Linked DNA regions of Homo sapiens: region 2 is linked to region 1. A link is a contact called in ENCODE Hi-C or POLR2A ChIA-PET data. All regions are on one chromosome and are shown on one strand. Each heading gives the region's core, a stretch centred on a gene start or an enhancer-like site at or near the end of the contact. The rest is flanking DNA. Distances are from core to core; before and after follow the strand shown.

Region 1 (4,911 bases), core at 1,504-4,003:
GTATAGTATTTTGGCTAAAATAATGTTTTGCATGGTCCATTTCACAGGTGAGGTTGATTATATAGCATTCATTACTCTTAATTTAGCTTACAACCTCAGATAGTGGTTTAAAATATATAACACTCATAACTATGTCTAAGTTAATCAAATTTAAATTATTTTCTACTCCTGTAGCAAACATTTTTTGAAAACAGAAAAAAGTCCCTTTTTACAGCATAGGCTCGCTGATAATTTGAATAGAAAACCACTCATTTCTATACATGAAATTTTCCTGATTGTCTTTGTAATAAAAACTGAGAGGATATTCGTCATCCCTGGCTGAGCTGCACTGAATTCTACTCTTTTATACATGTAATAAAACAGCAAACAACATCAAAATACATTATTAATTAGGCATGAATTTCTTAAAATGGTTTACATCATCTCATTTAACTTCAGAGCTTGCAGACATTAACAGTAAGTCACCACAAAGCTACCATTGATTTATAATGCACATTACCACATCAAGCCTGGCCCAAGGACTCTGGGCCCAGAAGGAAAAACAGCCATGGCAGAAATATAATGAAAACATATCTGTATTCACAGAAAACAATTAGGCTTAATGTAATTAGAGTGAACATTCAGGTTCATTTTATTCAAAGGTAATGTTTCTGCCCTTGAAGTTCCATGTAGAAAAGGGTCCTTGGAGTTAGAACACTGTGGAAGGTGATATAATTTCACTTGGCCCTCGGCTATGTAAGGTAAACATTTTACATTATTGCACAGTAACAAAAATTTACAGCCATAGATAACACAGGATCTGATCAACGTTAACACACCTGCTGTTTAAGGCTTACCCACATTGGAAAGCAATCATTTCCAGGATGGAGATCAAATATCTTAACACAGTGTCACCTGTGTGAGTTGCTAGAAAAGACCTCTCATTTAAAAATCTGTTCATAGAACGTGCTTTCACATTTTTCAGCCTCTTTTCACTTGTGTGCTAGACGGAGGCACTTTAAGAGCTATTAACTGTAGTCTCAAGAGTACAAGACATTGAGTTTCTTCAGTCATTGGTAAATATGGCAAGGAATTAAAATGAAATTAGATTAAAAAGAAAGTAAAACAAATCACTGAATCAGAAAATTTAGCCAAATCTTGTAAAAATCACTGGTCTCTGATTTAAAGATCCCCCCCCGCCAAAAAAAAAAAAATTAGTAGCTGTCACTCATCTGTTGCCAGATGGGTAAACACTACTACATCATTCTGATGTTAAGGTATAACGGTTTTGCTGTTTGGGCGTGTAAACGTTTGGGCTTGTAAATGTTTTAAAACATTGGCAAATAAAGTACTTTGAATTATGTTTCGAGTAGTGTTTCAAAGTATATTATACACGGGTTTCAAATAGAAAAACTAAAAGGTGGAATAAAACAATTTGGAAGAGTTTAGTAAAGCGTATAAAAATTAAAGGACTAAAAAACCCACTTCATTTTAAATGTGTAAAAATAAATCGCATCCATTCGTGGGAATCCAGTGACTTTTTCCTTTTCTTTCTTTCTTTTTTGGTTTTAGTTAGCTGGTACGTACTGCACCCTCCACAACACGTTGGAAATTAGGTCCTGGTACACACTAAGGAATATCCAGCCAGGTAAATACATCAGGGTGATGAGGCCCATAAAATTGAGCGGGTAGTGAGAATAGTCCCAGGAACAAGCCCCGCACGTGCGGAGTCCCAGACCCCAGGACAGCTCCCACACGTAGATGAAGATCACGTAGATGGGCACCCGCTTCCAAGTGCCCCAACCGCGGCTGTAGTGGAGGTGGAAGTAGAGCTTTTCCACCACGAAACTGCAGCTGCCGTACATAAAGAAGGACCAGAGCGACGTGTGGCCGCTGGTTGTCCCGTCCCCCTGCCCCAGTACGTTGAAGAAGAAGGTGAAGAAGATCTCATCCAGAAAGCCGTGCATTCCGAAGAAAAGAAAGCGGGGTAGGTCGGGCAGCCCCTGGCTGGGGGCTCCCCCGGCGCCCCTGGGGCCACGGGGTCGTCGCCGCCGGGCTCCGGCCGCAGTAGGGACCCGGGCGCCGGGAGGGACGGGGAGCGCGCCCCTCCGCTGCTGCTGCTGCTGCTGCTGCTGCTGTTGCTGCTGCCGCCGCCTCTGTCGCCCGTACCGCAAGCGCAGGAAGCGCTTCAGGAACACTTGGCAGTGGTAGAGCGCCAGCACGTACTGCAGCGCCAGGTCCAGCGCCCCTGGCGCCACCGCGACCCCCGCCCCGCCGCCCAGGCTGAGTAGTAGCGCCTGGCCCGCTAGGGTCTGCAGCCCCACGTGGGCCGAGGGGTAGAGGAGGAAATTGAAGACGAAGGCGTTGGGACAGCGCCGCTGCTGCAGGTACACCTTCTCCAGGGCGAAATGGGTGAGCGAGTGCAGCAGGCAGCGGTAGGGCGAGGAGAAGCCTAGCATCCGCAGGTCCGGGCTGCGGGCGAAGCGCCGGGCCGAGGACACCAGCACGTCCAGGGTGATCCCGTGCATCCCGTAGAAGTAGAGGCGCATCCAGGCGGGCAGCGTGGCGCTCTCAGCCGGCGCTTCAGCAGTGGACAGCGGCTCCGGGCAGCCGGCTGCCGCCTCGCTTCCTGGCCCGCCAGGGGCCCCCGGACGCCGCGCCGCGCCGCCCCTCCGTGCGGGGCCCTCGCTGTCCACGTCGCTCCCCGCCATGGGCTCGGAGGCTGTCCGAACGCCCGAGGCTGCACCGCCGCCGCTGCCGGGTGCGCGGAGCTGCAGGGCCGAGCGGCCGAGCCCCGCGCCGCCTCCTGGCCGCTGCCGGCCCCCGGGGGGCGCGCAGGGAGCTCCGTCCCGGCCGCGGTCCCGCGGCAGCGGGGGCTGATGCACTCAGGGGACTCGCGGGCCGCCCGGCTAGCGGAATCCCCCCGCCGTGGCCCCGCTGCGCCCTCCCTTCCAGTCCCGGGCGAGGTGCCGCCCGCCCGCGCCCGCTCTAGCTCTCACCCTGCGCGGCCTAACGGGCACCGCGGCCCAGCCAGGGGAGGCGGCGCCGGGGCTGTGAGGGGAAATGCAGAAGCTTGTGGAAGCCCCATCCCCTCCGCTGCTTAGCCCCGCGCCTCCGCTGCAGGCTCTGGGAACGTAACGCGAGCAGCGGCGGCCCTGCCCCCGCCCTGCCAATGCCCCTCTCCGCCTGCCTCGACCTCTCCCGCCTTCTCAGGCCGCCCCCACGCGCCCGCCCGCCGCACCGAGTCCCACAGGGTCTGCTCGGGAAGGCCCGGCCCTGCTTCTTCCTCCCGGTGCGCCCACTCAACACAGGGGCTCCGGTCGTGCGGGGGGCGCTTGCTGGGCGGAGGCACTGAGTGGAGAAACACCTAACAGGTGTGACTGCAAGTTGATGGGCATTCCCTGCATCGCGGCAATCAGGGCCAGGGCCTGGCTGGCGGAGACGAATGGCTGAGTGCCACGGGCTGGAGGCTGGGCTCAAGACCAAAATATGGTGCTGTATACTTAATGTTCTTATTCAAAGCCAGCTGTGTCCCAGTCATAGAGAATAAACTCGAGACTCCACGCCTGCCCGCCCCTGCGTTACCCTCCATCTAAATTGCTGCCGCGGGGCCTGATCCACTTTTCCAATCTATTTCTTGGCCCATCTACTTTTCTGGGTTTACTCAAGGCCAAGGACAGAGATTCGATGTCCCCCAGAATTTGTGAAATGATTTCAGGCCAGTTGGGTTGGGTTGGGGTGTGGAGAAGAGGAAATGCTTTGTTCTAGCTACTGTGGGGTCTCAGGTGGAGAATAGTACCTCGTCCTGGCACACCCCGCTGCTGGGTTCTTCTTTTGGCAGAACTAGGTCATCCCAGAAATGGAGAGTGACATAAAGGGCCAGGGTTTATCTTTTTCTATCTTTTCCCTCCCTCCCTTCACCTCTCCCCTCTTCTCCCTTCCCTCATTCCCTACTTCCTCCCCTCCCCTCCCCTCCCCTCCAATCCCTCCCTCCCTCTCTCTCTCCCTTCCTCCCTCTTTATCTCCTTCCTTCCTTCCTTCCTTCCTTCCTTCCTTCCTTCCTTCCTTCCTTGGTTGAGAGAGTGGAAGGGGTTCAGAATGTTGGTGTGTTGGTTCCACCATTCTCTCCAATTTTGAATCAGTCTTGGAACTGGAAAGAGCCTCGGGGGTGAATTATACCGATTACCTCCCTCTTTCTCCTCCTTCCCCCGAAATTCATGTGCGGATAGATAACAGTTCTGTGTTAGAGTTTAGATCCTCCCTTGATGAAAGGCTTTCTGGGGAATTTTTTTTTTTCCTTCTGGCGAATAGACATAATGAGGCTGATCCTCTATTTCTAAGGCAACCTCCTCCTCACGCTGTCTCCTTGCCTATTTCAGCCCCTCACGTTCCAATCTGTGGTAGCTAAGTTGACTGTGAATTAAGAGAAACTTTCATGTCAGGGACAGGAATGTCAGGAAGTTTTCATGTGAGGGACAGAAATGTCAGGTAGCAGGTTCATCAAACTTGTTGCAAACCAGGTTTGATCTAGTTGCCCAAGTGCCTGAGCAAATACATTGAAGGGAAATAATGTAAACATTTTTGTGAGCACCTTGCTATGCCTACACTGGGAAAATAAAGGGTTATAAGATGCTCTCTTTAAGAAGTGTGTAATCTAGTTAAAATGATAATAATCTATTATGCCTTCATAAAGCCTACTTATGATTATTATCAATAATAACTGATCGTGATCATTTAATAGTAAATACTAGATGTTTGTACTACTAGATTAATGTTTATTTTGAGTTTTTATTTCATTAAATAAACTCAATCCTGGGCCCAATTTATCAGATATTACAAACAAATGCACTCTTTCTCCATAACTGCTATTTAGACAACGGAAAGCACTTCTTCATAACACCATAAATGTAGTCATTCAAACATGTATATGCT
Region 2 (4,572 bases), core at 683-3,182, 730 kb after region 1:
TCAGCTAGATAGGTGCATCCAGCAGCAGTTCTCTGATGCTATAATCCCGAAAACAGATAAAGCCACTAGCTTGAGAGCCCCTGGAAGGCATTACCTCTATATAGGGCACGATCTTGCAGGAGAAGTCCTCCAGCAGCCACTTCTTGGTCAGCTCGTGGAAGATGACCAGCGGAAGGCAGAAGAAGATGATGAGAAAGTCCCAGAAGGCCAGGTTGGCCAAGAGGGAGTTGGAGATGCTCCGCATGTAGTAGTTGTGGCACACGATGCACATCACCGCCAGGTTGCCAATGATGCCGGTCCCGAAGATCACCACGGACAGACACATGACCGCGTAGGCTCCATAGGACTCCTGGGTCAGCGGGTAGAAGGGGTTCTTCAGTCTCACACGCCGGTTCGTGCTGTTTCCCCGGCGGGGACCCCCAGGCTCATGGATTCCTTCACCCAAGGATCCATTCTGGGCCAGCGCCCGGCCCGGGAGTGCAATTGTCCACCCTTCGTGCCCCGCCAGTCCATTGGCCGTCTTGGACAGGGGCTTGTGGTGGGAACCCTGGAGTTTCCCGGCTCTCCTTGGCCAGTAAAAAAGATCGCTGGCTCCGGGGACTGTCTTCACACTCTGCTCCTGGCTACGCCCGGAAATGCCAGCGCCTCTGGGACCCTTCTCTTCCTCCTCTGAGATCTGAAGGAAGAGCTGGAGGGCCGTGGGGTTCCCTCTCCCCAAAGTTTCAGAAGGCTCCTGACCCCGAGCACCTTTCCACCTCCAGGGGCCAGGTGGCCTGGTTGGAGGTCCCGGGGGTCCGGCTGCCGACGCCTCCGCCCCTCTGCCTGCAGCCGGGTCACGGCCCGGGGCCGCCGGCAGGTCCCAGGAGGGTCCCGCAAGAAACGCTGCCCCCTGCTCCTCCCTGGGTGCTCGGGCTCGCAGAACGTCTCTTGCAGAATTTCCCGGTCCCCAGGCGTCCCTGCCGCGGCGCTGGATCACTGTAGGTGCACAGCTCTCCCCCAGACAAGTTTCGTTTCTGGACGCAGGGGCGACCCCGAGGGCAGAAGAGGCAGACACCTTGAGCAGTAGCAGAAGCAGTAGCCGCGACATGCGGGCGAGAAGCGCGCCCGGGGCTCGCATGGCTTGGTGAGGGCACACCCGGCAGCCGCAGCTCCTGCTTAGTTAGGATCGACACCTGCTGCCGAAGTTGCTGCTGAGAGTTAGGCACATGTCACATACTCACCCCCGCCCGGGTAGCGGGGAACCGGAGATTAGGGTGATAGCGGAAGATCGGTCTTGGGGGTCACACACACGCCCCCTATAATCCTTCCTCCTTTGGCATCTTGTGCATTTCTCAGCCAAGTTGAGTCCCAGCAAGGTATGCCCTCCAAGGTTCCTAGAGGGAATAGGCTACTCCCGGTGGCTGACCTTGAAAAGTTGCAATCAACACCTGACTGTTGATTACTGTTGAGACTCGGGGGAGCCCAGACGAAGCCCCACACTCCTCACTGCCTTTGGGTGGGGGTGGTGGCCTTCTTGGTAACAGTTGCTCTGCCTATTTACATCCTTTCGACAGCGTTTGATCCAGTTGCAAGCCGAGGTCTCTAGAGGAAAAGAAAAACAAGTCCCCCTCCCCCAGACGACTCGCAGTCACAACCCCGCTCCCAGCTCGCTGGAAACACGTTGCAAACAGTCCGAAGCAGCGCTGATGCGCCGGCGAAACTCTTGCCCCACCTAACCCCAGCGACTTGCGAGCCTACTGCTGCCGAGGAGAAGCGGGATTCCAACCCCGCGGCCACTGCCAAAGTTGCTTCTCCTCCAGCTCAAAGTTGACGACGGGGCGAAGCAGGCTGCTGGACGGCGTGCCGCCGCAGAGAAGGAAATCGTGGGGAGAAGGGGGAGAAGAGGGCGCCGCTCGTCGGTGGACAGTGCCGCTAGCCGCGGGAGCTAGTCACTGCCACAGCGGGCTCAGCCCGGACGGGAAGGGTGGTGCCTGGAACCGCCGCGGGCCAGGCAGTGCGCGGCCGGGAAGGGGAGGTGGCCCGGCCTCGCCCCCGCGCTCCAGCCGCTGCGCGCGCCCGCGAAGCTCGACTCTCGGCTCGTTGCCTCCTCCCACTCCTTCGCCTCCTCCTCGGAGAGATACTGGTTTGTGGGGAGACGGGATCCCCTGGTGGTTCACCACTCACTAAACCCACACACGTTTCATTCAAGCCATTTGTAGCGGCTTCCACTCGGAGGAGCTGGGAGGGAACAAGGGCGGAGGCGCGGAGCCTGCGCGGCTCGAGGCTAGGGATGGGCGGGACAGGTTAATTCCCCAGCTGTCGAAACCAGCCTGACAGGTCCCCGAGCCCGGGCTAGGGGCGGGTGCGGGGCGGGAGTGGGGGGTGGGGGTGGGAACGGGAATATGAGAGCGGTCGGGGGAGGGAAGAGAGGAGGGTAGCAGGGGAGTGAGCAGCAGGGTCCCCTCCAATCTGTTGCGGCTGATGCGCATGCCCAGGTCTCAGCTCTGGGGGGCGAGGGGCGGGGCGGGGGAGGGGCGGACGGGGGTTGGGCCGCGGGGAGTAAGAAGGTGAAACCTCACCTCCTCAGGTATTCCCTAGAGATAGGAGAGAATGGGAGCTCAGAGGTGTCAGTCATAGAGAATTACCAGTTCCAGGATTGAGATGCAGAGCGAGAAAGCTCAGGATGCACCATTACCTTTAACACTGAGTTGGGAAGCATCCTACCATGGGTTACTTCGTACCACCCAGAGCATAGTGAGGTAGTTGTATTTGATGAAGTAGTGGGAAATGACTGGAGGCAGAAAATTACTCGAACAGCACTCCCAGCACGGCTGTCCATGCCTTTCCAACCTTTCTACTATATCCCACAACCCTGTCAAAACTGTCAGGGCATAGCTAATAAAATAGACAAATTAATGAAGAGAAAATGATAGAGGAAGAAATAAACACATTCTGAATTTTTTTTTTAAACAGAGTCTTGCTGTGTCGCCCAGGCTGGAGTGCAGTGGTGCGATCTCGACTCACTGCAACCTCCGCCTCCCCGGGTTCAAGCGATTCTCCTGCCTCAGCCTCCCAAGTAGCTGAGACTACAGGCACCCGCCACCATGCCCGGCTAATTTTTTTTGTATTTTTAGCAGAGACGGGGTTTCACTATGTTGGCCAGGCTGGTCTTGAGCTCCTGACCTCGTGATCCGCCCGCCTCGGCCTCCCAAAGCGCTGGCATTACAGGCGTGAGCCATCACACCCGGCCTGAATTTTTTTAAAGCAACACATCTAGAGAGGCAGGAGAAAACACAATGGAACATATGATACCAATTGTGGTAAATAGAATAATGCCCCCCCAAAAAAATGTCCGAATCCTAATTCCTAATACCTGTGAGTATGTTACCTTACAGAGCAAAAGGGATTTTGCCAATGCAATTCAGCTAAGACTCTTGAGATGGGGAGAGTATCGTGATTATCCAGGTGGGTACACTATAATCACAAGAGCCCTTACAAATGAGAGGCAGGAGGGTCAGAGTAAAAACAAACACAAGCCAAGTGATGTGGGCAATCTCTGGAAGCTAGAATGGGCATAAAAAAGGATCTACTAGCCCATTTGAGACTTCTGACCTCCATAACTGTAAGATAATGAATGTGTGTTGTTTTAAGCCACAAAATTTATGGTTATTTGTTGCAGTAGCAATAGTAAACTAATACACCATTAAATCTAAAAATGGAGACAACAGGAATAATTGTATAGAAAAACATAAACTACCAAAAATAGTTCAAGAAGAAAATTTTCAGAAACTGTAATCGAACTATAACATTAAAGAAATCAAATCATTCATCAAGATCTACCCAGAGGAAAGTGCTAGACCTTAGCATATCCTGCGGAATAAATATACATTTATACAAAATGTTTTAAAGCTACTCAGTTCATTTTGTGAAGGCAGAATAACCTTAATGTCAAAATCAGACAAAGCCAGAAATAGGAAAAAATATAAGCTAATAGCACACATTCATTTGTACATTAATTCATTCATTTATATACACTAACTCATTCTCTCAAATTCACTACTTCATTAAAGAAATATTCTGCTCAAGTTACTTAGGTCAGAGCAGTGAATAAAATAAAGTTCTGCTCTCACTGAATTTATATTTTCTTGTATACTCATAAAAAGGACAAACTAGGCTTATGTGTATCACCAAGACTGAATCTCAGAAACATAAATGTAAGGGAAAAACGTAGAACTTGATGTGTTAACTATATAATGCTACCATTTGTGTAGCTCTTAAAATGCACATAAAACAATTTGATAATCATACATGGTGTATCATATAAAATATGTGAATGGAATAAATACAGATCAACTTCAGAATATTAGTCACCTCAGGAAATAGAAGAATGGTCATGGGATGGAAGGAAGCTTCTACTCTAACTGTAGTATCTTGTTTCTTTAAAAAAAATTTAGAAGAGGGAAATCTGGATTAATAATGAAACAGGAAAAATAAGTTGCCAAAATGAAACAGTGATATAGCTTCCCTTCTCATCTCATTAGCTTAGAGTTTAAGTTACACATGTAAGATATGTTTCTATCCTTTTTACTCTAG

Evidence for each region. A loop is a pair of places that touch in the nucleus more often than their neighbours do. ChIA-PET counts read pairs that join two places held with the same protein, here RNA polymerase II (POLR2A). Pooled maps may share reads with other maps.
Region 2: a loop to region 1 is called in a pooled map, with 4 times the contacts of the local background. The contact joins the promoter of GPR37 here to the promoter of TMEM229A in region 1. A Hi-C loop is called at or near these places in 2 of 50 pooled maps. POLR2A ChIA-PET finds 5 or more read pairs at or near these places in 2 of 52 experiments (BJ and Panc1).

Annotation. Positions count from the first base shown.
Region 1 is chr7:124,030,314-124,035,224 of GRCh38, forward strand. It overlaps TMEM229A (transmembrane protein 229A), which reads right to left and starts at 2,754. Exons shown (of 1, transcript NM_001136002.2): 1 at 608-2,754. The coding sequence starts at 2,690. The coding sequence ends at 1,548.
Region 2 is chr7:124,763,860-124,768,431 of GRCh38, forward strand. GPR37 (G protein-coupled receptor 37) reads right to left here and starts at 1,933. Exons shown (of 2, transcript NM_005302.5): 1 at 95-1,933. The coding sequence starts at 1,117. RefSeq lists a silencer at 1,945-2,074.